Linked DNA regions of Homo sapiens: region 2 is linked to region 1. A link is an interaction called in ENCODE POLR2A ChIA-PET data of the cell type or tissue named here. Cell type or tissue: MCF 10A. All regions are shown on one strand. Links, peaks and the distances in the headings refer to the core of each region. The heading gives the core; the rest is flanking DNA. Region 1 holds the start of LOC124904899 (a long non-coding RNA gene). Region 2 has its middle 32 kb from the start of TGM2.

Evidence for each region. Peaks named below come from ENCODE experiments on the same cell type or tissue, not always from the same donor. Only the 100,000 strongest peaks of a DNase experiment are listed, where the experiment ranks them.
Region 2: POLR2A ChIA-PET joins it to region 1 with 10 read pairs; 5 of 35 experiments call an interaction of 5 or more read pairs at or near these places.

Annotation. Positions count from the first base shown.
Region 1 is chr20:38,107,841-38,113,213 of GRCh38, forward strand. It overlaps LOC124904899 (a long non-coding RNA gene), which reads left to right and starts at 2,178. Exons shown (of 2, transcript XR_007067580.1): 1 at 2,178-2,695. RefSeq lists a silencer at 1,947-2,241 and an enhancer at 4,213-4,712. In MCF 10A, for the core only: no CTCF peak of the experiment used is centred there; DNase peaks (open chromatin) are centred at 681 and 2,211.
Region 2 is chr20:38,194,312-38,199,684 of GRCh38, forward strand. No RefSeq gene overlaps it. Among named protein-coding and RNA genes, the nearest start is that of TGM2, 32 kb to the left of the region's middle. In MCF 10A, for the core only: no CTCF peak of the experiment used is centred there; a DNase peak (open chromatin) is centred at 2,540.

The DNA.
Region 1 (5,373 bases), core at 155-5,154:
TACATATGTAACAAACCTGCACATTGTGCACATGGACCCTAAAACTTAAAATATAAAAAAAAAATAGCATCAGTCCCCCATGGCCAGCGGGTCTCACTTGGGAACCAGTGCTCACTATTGCACTCTTGCAGCCCCTCTTTTGTGCTGCAGGTGAGGGACTCTGTTCCTGTTCCCTCTCTGCCAGGAACACATACAGCAGTGGGCTGGCCAGGTGTCATATGACACCCGTGTCTAAGCAGACTAAAGAAGTACACATCAGCCAGGCGTGGTGGCTCATGCCTGTAATCCCAGCACTGTGGGAGGCCAAGGTGGGGGTGGATCACCTGAGGTCAGGAGTTCGAGATCAGCCTGGCTGACATGGTGAAACCCCATCTCTACTAAAAAAATTAAAAATACAAAAATTAGCCGGGCGTGGTGGCAGGTGCCTGTAATCCCAGCAACTTGGGAGGCTGAGGCAGGAGAATCGCTGGAACCCGGGAGGCGGAGGTTGCAGTGAGCCGATATTGCGCCATTGCACTCCAGCCTGGGTGACAGATCAAGACTCTGTCTCAAAAAAAAAAAAAAAAGTATACATCAAGGCCAGAACAGGAAAAGACATTTCCAAGAGAGGTGATATACCCAGCACAGGCTTTGAGGGTTCTTTACTTTCCTGTATGGAAATATTCCAGGCCAGAGGCAGGCTCTTATGCAACCACACAAGGGCCGGCAGCCTGTGTCTGCCTTTCCCAACATCTTTACTATCTGTCCCCTTACAAGAAAGAGTTTGCCGATCTCCAGATTAATGTGATATGCACTTCAGCCCGCAGAGATCATGATGGCTTCTGAGTTATTGGGTTCTGAATTAATGAGGTTTCTGTGTATTTCCTAACATGTGCTATTTCAAACTCTCAGATACTTAGATTGGGCAGTTCTCCTCTCCTTGGCCCAGGGGCCCACTGTGTCATTGTGGCCTGTCAGATCTGCATCCGGGCTCAAAGCCAGGTTACATGCATTCTGCTTCCCTGGATAGGATCTCTGTGACATTGCTACCCTGGAGGATTTGTTTCTACTTCAATTAAATCAGATTAGTCCACTCACATGCTCTTGTCTTGGGCAAAGAGCCCTGAATTTGGAACCCAGTTGAAGTCCCAACTCCATCACTGCAGAACTGGGTGACTTGGGACAAATCACTGCTTGGCATGGGGCTGACGTATCAAGAAGGCCTAAGTATTTCCGCATCTCCCTGGAAGCCTTCTCCCCATGTTTAACATGAACAGCTGCAATGAGAGACAGCACTGGGATGCTTACAGGCAGCAGCTCCAGACCCCCATGATCTGAGTTTAAGTCTGGATCTCATTACCTAACCTGCTCTTTGGCCAAGTGACTTCACTTCCCTGTGTCTTGGTTTCATCATCTGTACACTGGGAAGGATAATAATAGGCTCTATCTCATAAGGTTATGGGGACTTCATGAATTGCTATTGCTCAAGTAACAAGCTATATATCTGCCAAATCAATACAAGTTGTTTGCTGATACAGAACAATCTGTGTAAACTCAGAGAGTGACAGCCTGAGATGGGGCACAGCTGGACCCAATCAGGAGGTCCTGGAGTATGAACTGTGTCCGCTTAAGGTCACAGCTGTTGTAAGAAGATCCTGGAGAAGGACCCTGGCCAATTGCAGGAGGGTGGCCAGGCCTCAAAATCAAGTTCTCCCAGGAAGGAATGGATGATGGGGAACAGTTTAACCTGTAAGTGAAGAAAAAGCAAGGACAGTGGGACTCAATGGCTCTGGATGAAGATGGAGCATAAAAATGGTTCTTGCCTTGAGGTTAAAACTGGGGCAAGAGACGGATGTTCCAGTGGGGAGGGCTTCTGCCCCATGACCAGGAAGACATGTTGGCCCCACCGAGGCTGGCTGACCCTTCTCGGCTGGGGTGCTGTAAGGAGCTTCTTGGTTAAGGTGCAGAATGGGATGAGATGAAGCATGTAAGGCCCCTCCCAGATCCAATGGTCCAGACTAATATTTCTGTTGGCTTTGAGATTGGACTGCTGATAAGTGTGGTAGGAACAAAGCCATTGCTATTTTAACATTCCAAACTTTGAAGCTTGCCAAGAACTTTATAAAGAGTGTCTGCTCAAATTTCCCAGGCCGCCTCCTGATGAAGTGCTCAGTGGCCTGACATTGCTATGAGACCCTCCCCGCTTCCTCCCATGGATTATGACACAGGGATGGTGATGACAGCTCCTGGCAAGGTCAGGAGTCAGCTCAGCCTGGCCTGAGTCATGGGAAAGTAATTTATATGAGAGCTGTCATTGCTTAAGAACCCAAAGTAGGTAGGACCTCCAAACTCTCTTGATATTTGCCATAGTTGCCTTTGAAACCTCAAAAAGGCCATCCAGACCTGGCCCCTAGTTTACCCGGAATGCAGTGGTGTCTGGACTTTATTTGAATGGCCTGCAAGTCTGTAAAGTCATTCCTAGTGGTAGATTTCTTATCTCCTCAGCCAAAACAAGCACAGAGAGTTCTGGTTATGAGGCAATAAAGTTTATTAGGCTCTGGGATTACATTATAGCATGACCTGTTATACACGGTTTCAGAGATGCTGTGGTTCCAGTCAAGCTCCCCCCACCATCATCTACCCGGCCAACAATGGAACAGACTGGTAGTGAACTCCTGGTCCCTGGAGGCAGCAAAAGAAGCCACTTACCTGAGAAGTATGTTATAGAGGGTATTCTGCAAACTTAAGTAGAAGAGGGGCTGCAACCTTCAATGCCTACAAAGGCTGAGAAGGCAGTGAGGAGGAGGGAATTTGGCCCACTTGGACAGGAGAGACAGATGGTGTGCCTGCCTCTGCAGACGGCCACTGCTCAGGTCAACCAGGTGTTGGCATGCCGGATTGCATCGCCAGATTGTCCGATTTTTCTAAAAGGAAGCTGAAAACCTAGATTTGTATGTAAGAATCTCTCGATTTTAAATGTTGGAAACTAATTTGGATCTTGTTGGAACACCAGTTTGCCACTTTTGCAAGTAGAGTTACTCTCTGCTGAGTATCTAGGGCAGGAGTCTGCGCAGCTGACCGCGGTCTCAGTAAGAACCCCTTGTTATAAGAAGAATCTGTTAGCCTTGGGTCACAGTCTGTAGCTTTCTTCAAGTTCATCCTGGCCTGCCACCTGCAGCCTTGTGTGGAGCCATTGGCCTGAGGGTGAAGGGGCCTTGGTTCTGGTCCCAGCCCTGACACTGATGACCTGTGTGACCTCAGGAAAGTCTCTGTCCCTCTCTGGCCTGTTACCCCTTCTGGAATTAGCCTAGTGTGTCTCTGGCCCCTGCCAGCTCAACCAGTTTAGGCCTCCACCTGGGAGAAACCCACAGTGGAGAATTTTCCAAAGCAGAGCTGGTTCTTGATTTGGGGTAAATGATTGTTTTCTTTCTTTCCTTCTTTCTTTTCTTTTTTTTTTTTTTAATTTAAGAGACAGGGTCTCACTCTGTTACCTAGGCTAGAGTGTAGTGTGTAGTGGTATGATCATAGGCCACTGTAACCACAAACTCCTGGGCTCAAGCAATCCTCTGGCCTTGGTCTCCTGAGTAGCTGGGAGTACAGGCAAGCACCACCATGCCCAGCTAATTTTCACATTTTTTGTAGAGATAGGGTCTTTGTATGTTGCCCAGACTGGTCTCAAACTCTTGCCCTCAAGCAATTCTCCTGCCTCGGCCTCTCAAAGTGTTGAGATTATAGGCTTGAGCCACGGCATCCGGCCTATTTTCTAGACTGATTGTGCATCTTTAGGTATTTCCAAAACTGAGAAAATAATTTACCAGAAAGGAGGCCTCCCAGTGACTTCCAGCATTTGTGCCGATGGCTGATGGAGTGACCTGTTAGCATTTGTCAAATGCCAGTGGTGAAGGTTAGGTGGTGACAGAAGGTAGATGGGGCTTGTGACTGACGGAAAACAGCAGGTGAGGGGTCACCCCAGAGGCCTCTCATCTCTGTCCTTACTTACTGCAGCCTGGGTAGTCCTTCCTGTCTGTGGGCCTCAGTTTCCTCCTCTGAAAATGAGAAAATCAGTTTGGCTGGATGGTTTCTGAGTCCCCTTTGAGCCCCGGAGTTCTGTGATTCCAACGAATTTATGTTTCAAAGTTGTAGTTTTATCAGCTGCACAAGGACTTAAATCTTTTTTTCAATTCAACAGATGTTTCCCCTTCCTTCCTCCCTCCCTCCCTCCTTCCTTCCTTCTTTCCTTCTTTCCTTCCTTCCCTCCCTTCTTTCCTTCCTTCCTTCCTTCCATCCTTCCTTCCTTCCTCTGCCTTTCTTTCTCTCTTCTCTTCTTTCTTCTTACTCTGTCATCCAGGCTGCAGTGGCACGGTCATAGCTCACTGTAACCTTGAACTCATACAGATGATCTTGGAGATAGCTCTTCTGAGGCCTGCCAACAGGTAGTAAATGAGTTTGGAATTGGACCCTCCACCAGCCGAGCCTTAAGATGACCACAACCAAGGCCAACACCTCGTGAAAACCCTTGAGTCCGAACCACCCAGCGAAGCCACAGAAACAGAGAAACCACTATTAGTTCCAGCTGCTAAGTTTTTGGGTCATTAGTTCAGCAGCAATGGGTAATCAGTGCAGCCCTTCTGCCACGAGCTGAGCTCTTGGGGCTGGGGCTGGGAAGGGAAGGGTTAACCCCAGAGCCCAGACTTTCAGGTGGGCAGCAAGGTTAGTGCCTCCAGCTTGGGGGACCGTTCATTACAGAGTTACCCAGTGGTTCAACCAACGTTTGGGTCTGCTGCCAGCTGGGCCTCAGCCCTCCTGTGGCACCTGTCAGGGCAGGAGCATTCTGTTGTGGGGGGCGGGGGGTGGGGGAGGAGGGACATTCTGGAAACTGACTGATTCATTAGCAGCTTTGCCTCCCTGCATCTGCCCGCGATGCACCAGCTGCAAGTAGAGCCGGCACAGCTGATCGGCCTGTGTTCCTGGCAGGGGTCAGGGCTGCCTTGACTCCTCAGCTCCCGACCCTGGGCCTATGGTTTTGAGTCCAGAGGGAGGTGTTGAGGAGCTCCCCTAAACCCCAGAGACTGCTGATAAACCAGGCCCACAGGCAAGGCGCACCTCCTGGGTGCCATCCCCATCTTGTTTAATCCTCATGGTAACCCTCCCAAAGTAGGCATGCCCATCAGCGCCATGCTGCAGGAGGAAACCGAGGCCCAGGTTTGTGCAGCTGGAACGCACAGAGCTCTCTGACTCCAGAGTCCACCTGATCATCCGCTCTGCTTCCTTGGCCCCACCATGGGGAGCATGATGGATGTGGTGCCTCAGTGGTTTGGGGGAGCTGCTTCGAGGAAGAAGGTGGGAGAGTTGAGGAGGCAGGGCTCCTGACCCCCCTACTCCCCGCTCCACCGA
Region 2 (5,373 bases), core at 119-5,118, 86 kb after region 1:
GCTTGGAACACCCCCAAAGAGGAGTGTGTCAAACAGATGCTCCTGTGATGCCAGGGTCCACACTTTCCTGGTAACAAGAGAGTTAGGACAGAGCCCTCAGGACTAAAACCATTTCCTTAGAAAAAGGGAAAACCAAAACAAAGCAAAAAATAAAAACACAAACAGTCAAACCCACAATGAGCAGTCATACTCACCACTCCCTCACATGGAGGAACAAACTTAGATGGAAGATGTGGAGGTGGCTTGGTGTTGCCATCCATCCATCTTTCCATCCATCCATCCATCCATCCTTCCATCCATCCATCCATCAATCCATCCATTCATCAAACATTTGTTTGCCCACATAATGTATTCCAGGTGCTATGCTGGGTGATTGGGATTTAGCTTTTCACAAACCAGTCTCAATTCTCCTGGAAACAGACAAGACAAGAGGCAATTATCAATATGCACAAATGTAGCCAGCTCCATGTTGTTGGGTCAAGAACAGGAGACATAGATCCCGAAAGAGGGCACCAAACCTAACCTAGGAAAGAGCATGGTCAGGGAAGGCATCTAGGAGGAGGTGATGTTGGAGCTATCTTTTAAACGATATGTAGGAGTTAGCCAGGTAGGCAAGTGGGAACAGCAGGTGCCAAGGCCTGGTGGGGCAAGACAGTGCAGCCTCTTTAAGGAACTGCTGGGAAGCCAGTCACCCTGAAGGAGGCTTGGGGAAAGACGAAGTGAGTCCAACCCATGTGGATCTTCTGGGGCTTCCCCAAGCCCTGATGTTTAGGTTTCTGCTCTGACAAAGGTCAGGAGGAGGTTATGGAGATGCTGGGGGCTGGGCCAAGAACAGGGAGCAGAGGCGGGGAAGCTGGAGACCAGGCAGATTCTTTGGAACTTCCTGGAATAAGACCTCCAAGTTCATGGCATGTCCACGGCTCAGGGCCAGGGTGCTTGCTTTTCTGAACCCACGTTTCCCATTTGAGGCTGAACAGGTGGTGGAATTCTAGGTGCTTAGAGTTAGAAAATGATGATGATGACGATGACCACTTATCCCTGGATAAGGGCCTGGCCTGGATCAGGTTTCCCACAAATACTGGTTCTAATTCTTGCCACACTGTTTGCTGTGGAGGTCAGGGAGGTCAATGAAGTTTCACCCAGGATCCTACAGCTGCTCAGAAGTAGAGTTGGGATTGGATCCAGGGGTATCTGATCCGAGCTTCAGCCAGGTGTGAAAGGGGTCCTCAGTGGGACGGGCTGTTGCAGGTGGGACCCCAAAGCAGGCTCTGAGACAGGATTTGTGTGAAAGTGGCTTATTAGGGAGTGACCCCAGGAAACACCAGAGCCAAGCGGGATGCTGGGTAGCGAAGGGAAGGAGGCCAAGTACAGGAAACACCAGAGCCAGGCGGGATGCTAGATAGGGAAGGGAAGGAGGCCAAGTACAGGAATGCCAGCAAGGTGAGTCCTCAGGCAGGGCAGAGGCGGAAGAGAGCTGGAGTCTCTATTGCCCCTGCCCTGGCAGTCGTTGGGTAGTGGCTGTACCCCCAAGGGAATGAGAGGAGGCATCAGTTTTCGGGCACTTCCAGCTCCCTCTATGTCCAGGCAAAAGGACTTCTGGCAGCTGGGGCAGCCCACGACAGAGACACAGGTGCAGGCTGCTGGGGATAAGTGCATATCAGGAGCTGCTGTGCTGGAGATCAGAAAGGGATTCCTAGGATCTACAGGTGCACAGAGGAGCTGAGCAACCATCCCAGGACCTGGCCAGTTTCTGTGGTCACCTCGCTGTCTGCAAAATGCTTCCGTACTGTTCCGCCTCCACACTTTTGCACATGCTGTGCTCACTCATTCAACAAATAGTCCTCAAGACCCTACTATGCACCCACTATGAGCTAGGCTCAGGAGCAGGGCGGTGAACAGAACAGCCTGGCTTGGTCTTTCCCCTTATGGAGCTTAGAGGCTGGCTGGGAGACAGACACCAGGTCATCACTGCAAAGAGATGTGAGCTCTGAAAGGAAAGAGGGAGGTTCTCTGAGAACAGAAAAACTTGATGTAAACTGAGGGCATCAAGGAGAGCTTCCCTGAGGAAGTGACGTCTCAGCTGAGATCTAGTGGGGGAAGAGACACAACACAGACAGTGGGAACAGCCAGCCACCCAGAGCTTCCCTGATGAGGGTCTCTCAGCCCCAGGAGCTCCTGGGGGAGGCCAGTCCTGTTCAGGAGACTTGGACAAGCTGAATCCCTTCACCGAGCCTCAGTTTCCTCATCTATGCAAGCACGCAGAAGCAGCTTGGGCTTCCAGCTCTGACCTTGGCTCAAAATATCCACTGAGAAGTGGGCACAGCAGCTGTTGGACTCTCAGTGACCTCTGGCCCTGTGACCCCAGAGCCTTCCTCCCTGTGCCCTCTGTGGTCAGACTGTGACCTCTGGGGCTTATCAGCCTGGCCCCTAGGGTACCCCACGTATGATGCCTGAGTTGCAAAACAACTGCCCAGTTCCCCAGAAGGCTGCTTGAGAAATGTCAGCCCTCAGGGGAAGCTGACGTGGCGTCAGTGCTTTCAGAGCTATTGCAGAAATGGCTCCATTTCTGGAGAAAGCCCAGCCTGCGTGATAGCAAGACTGGCTGCTAGACTCAGAGCTGGCAGCGGCTTGGTGTGCATCCCTGGGCAGCCTGTAACCTCACAGTATCACAGCTTATCCTTTGGGGGCCTGCAAACCTTCCATGCGTGTTCATTCATTCAACAAATATTTACTGAGTACCTGCTATGTGCCAGGCAATGTTCTAAACACTAGGGGAGACAGCAGTAAACAAAAAACAAGCAAAAGAACAAAACCCAAAAATTAAAGGCCTGCCCTTGTGGAGCTTACATTCTGCTGAGGGAGTCCAACAACAGACAAATAAACAAACATGTGTATACATAATATTGGCCGGTGATAAGTACTTTGCAGGAAAATACAGAGGGACAGAACTGCTAAATAAGACAGTGAGGTCAAGGAAGTCCTCTTTCAAGAGGTAACGTTTGAGTAAAGACCTAAAGGAAGTGAGAGAGGAAACTATGTGGATATCTGGGGAATGAGTACACCAAGGGTATACAAAGCCAAGGGAAGAGTAAGTGCAAAGATCCTGGGGCAGGAATGCACTTGATGTGTAAGGAATGGCAAGAAGGCCGGTGTGGCTGGAGTCCAGTGATGGAGATGGAGGATGCATTGGACACTGGGGTTACAAACCTGAGTGCATTTTGTCAATGTGTTTGCATATGTGCGTGTGTGTGTGAGAGAGAGAGAGGAAGAGAGACGGACAGAGAGACAGAGACAGAGAGAAAGGAGACACAGAGAGACCTGGAGACACATAGCTTCCTTTCTTTCTTCCACCACCCCCTCCCCATCTTGGCATCATCATGATTAAGAGAGGGGAAAACACAGATGATTAAATGATTTAAATGTGCAAGTAAAATAACACCTCAGTGAGCACATTATGCAAATCTATTTAATTAACATCCTAAATGAGGTGAAGCCACCAAGGCGGATGAGCTAATTTCCCTGGGGGCTCCAGCTCCATTCTTGCCCTCCCTGAATGCCAGAAACTTCTCTGGGTGGAAGGAAAGGGGGTGGGCAGGGGCTCACAAGAGGGCCTGCTGCATGCTGGCACTTGGCACACAGGGGAGGCTTTACCCTAATTTACTCTCAATTAGCAGCAACAGTTACTGCCCTGTTTCATAGAGGAGAAAACTGAGGCTTGGAGAGGGCGCAGAGATTAGAACCCAGACCTCCTTAGAGCTCTTTGCTAAAAAAATTTTCAACTTGTCTCTTGGAGAGGTTTGAGCCTTTAGAAAGGACTGCCGCTTCCTTACATCTTTAAGGCAGGAATTATCTGCAAACCTTTTCTGTAAAGGGACAGATAATAGGCTTTGTGGGCCAGAACCAACTGTGTCTTTGTAGTTCAAAAGCAGCCACAGATAATCTATCAATGAATAGGCATGGCTGTGTTGCAGTAAAACTTTATTTACAAAAACAGGTCCCGAGGCCAATCTACAGGCTGCAGTTTGCTGATTGCTCTAAGGGATCTGACTGAATCAGAGCTTCCCCTGTGCAAAGCAGTTAACCACGGAAGGCCGTGGGACTCTAGGCAAGTCCCTCATCCCTCTGATCCTGTTTCTTCACCTGGACAATGAAGGAATGTTCTGGGTGAGGTCCAGTGATGAGAGGGGGGTGAAGCCGCCCATAGGAAGACAGAAGCTGCCCTGAACTTTGGGTGGGGCAGACCCTGGCAAGACACTGTTTGGCTACTATCACTGCATCACAACTTCGTGGTGTAAAACTCGCAGGGTCCTGTGGGTCAGGATAGCAGGCATAGCATAAGGAGAGACAGTTTGTCCTGATACGTGATGTCAGCTGGGAACACTTGAAGGGTGACTCAATGGCTGGAGGGTGGAATCATCTGGAAGCATCTGCACTTGCAGGTCTGAGGATTGACACTGGCTGTCAGCTGGGAGTTCAGCTGGGCTGTTGCCAGAGCACCTCTACGTGGCCCCTCTGAGGGGTCTCTCTGCATAGACTGTTTGGGCTTCCCCACAGCATGGTGGCTGGGCTCCAAGAGAGTTAGGTGGAAATGCATTTTTATGACCTAGCTATGGAAGCCACATGTTGTCACTTCCATCACACTCTATTGTCAAGACAGTCACAAAGGGGAAGGAACATAGACCCCCACTGCTCAATAGAAGGAGAGTCAAGGTCACAGCGTAAGAAAACCATATGGGATGGGTGATGTTGTGGCCAACTATGGCCAATACAATCTACCCCATGCTCATGGTGAGAGGCCCCCATGTGGAGTCTGGGCCTAGAACCTTGCTTCACTGATTCAAGGCAGCATCAGCCCTGTTACTGGGAGCCCAAGCTGTTCAGACCCCTCCCTCCAGACCCATCCAAGCCTTTTCTGGTCAAAACCAGCCCATGCTTAATCCTGGGTCTCCTTCCAAAGTAACCCTGAGCCATTGCTGCAGTAGGACTGTATTCTCAGTCAGAGTTAAGCCTTTTTTCTTACAAACAATGAAGGAGGGCCGGGTGCACGGTGGTTCATGCCTGTAATCCCAGCACTTTGGGAGGCCAAGGTGGGCGGATCACGAGGTCAGGAGTTCGAGACCAGCCTGGCCAACATGGTGAAACCCCCTCTCTACTAAAAATAAAAAGATTAGCCAGGCATGGTGGCAGGTGCCCGTAATCCCAGCTATTCGGGAGGCTGAGGCAGGAGAATTGCTTGAACTTGGGAGGCGGAGGTTGCAGTAAGCCAAGACTGTGCCACTACACTCCAGCCTGAGCAACACAGTGAGACTTTGTCTCAAAAAAAAAAAAAATGAAGGAAACATAAGCAAACAGCTCCCACCCACACGTCAGCCC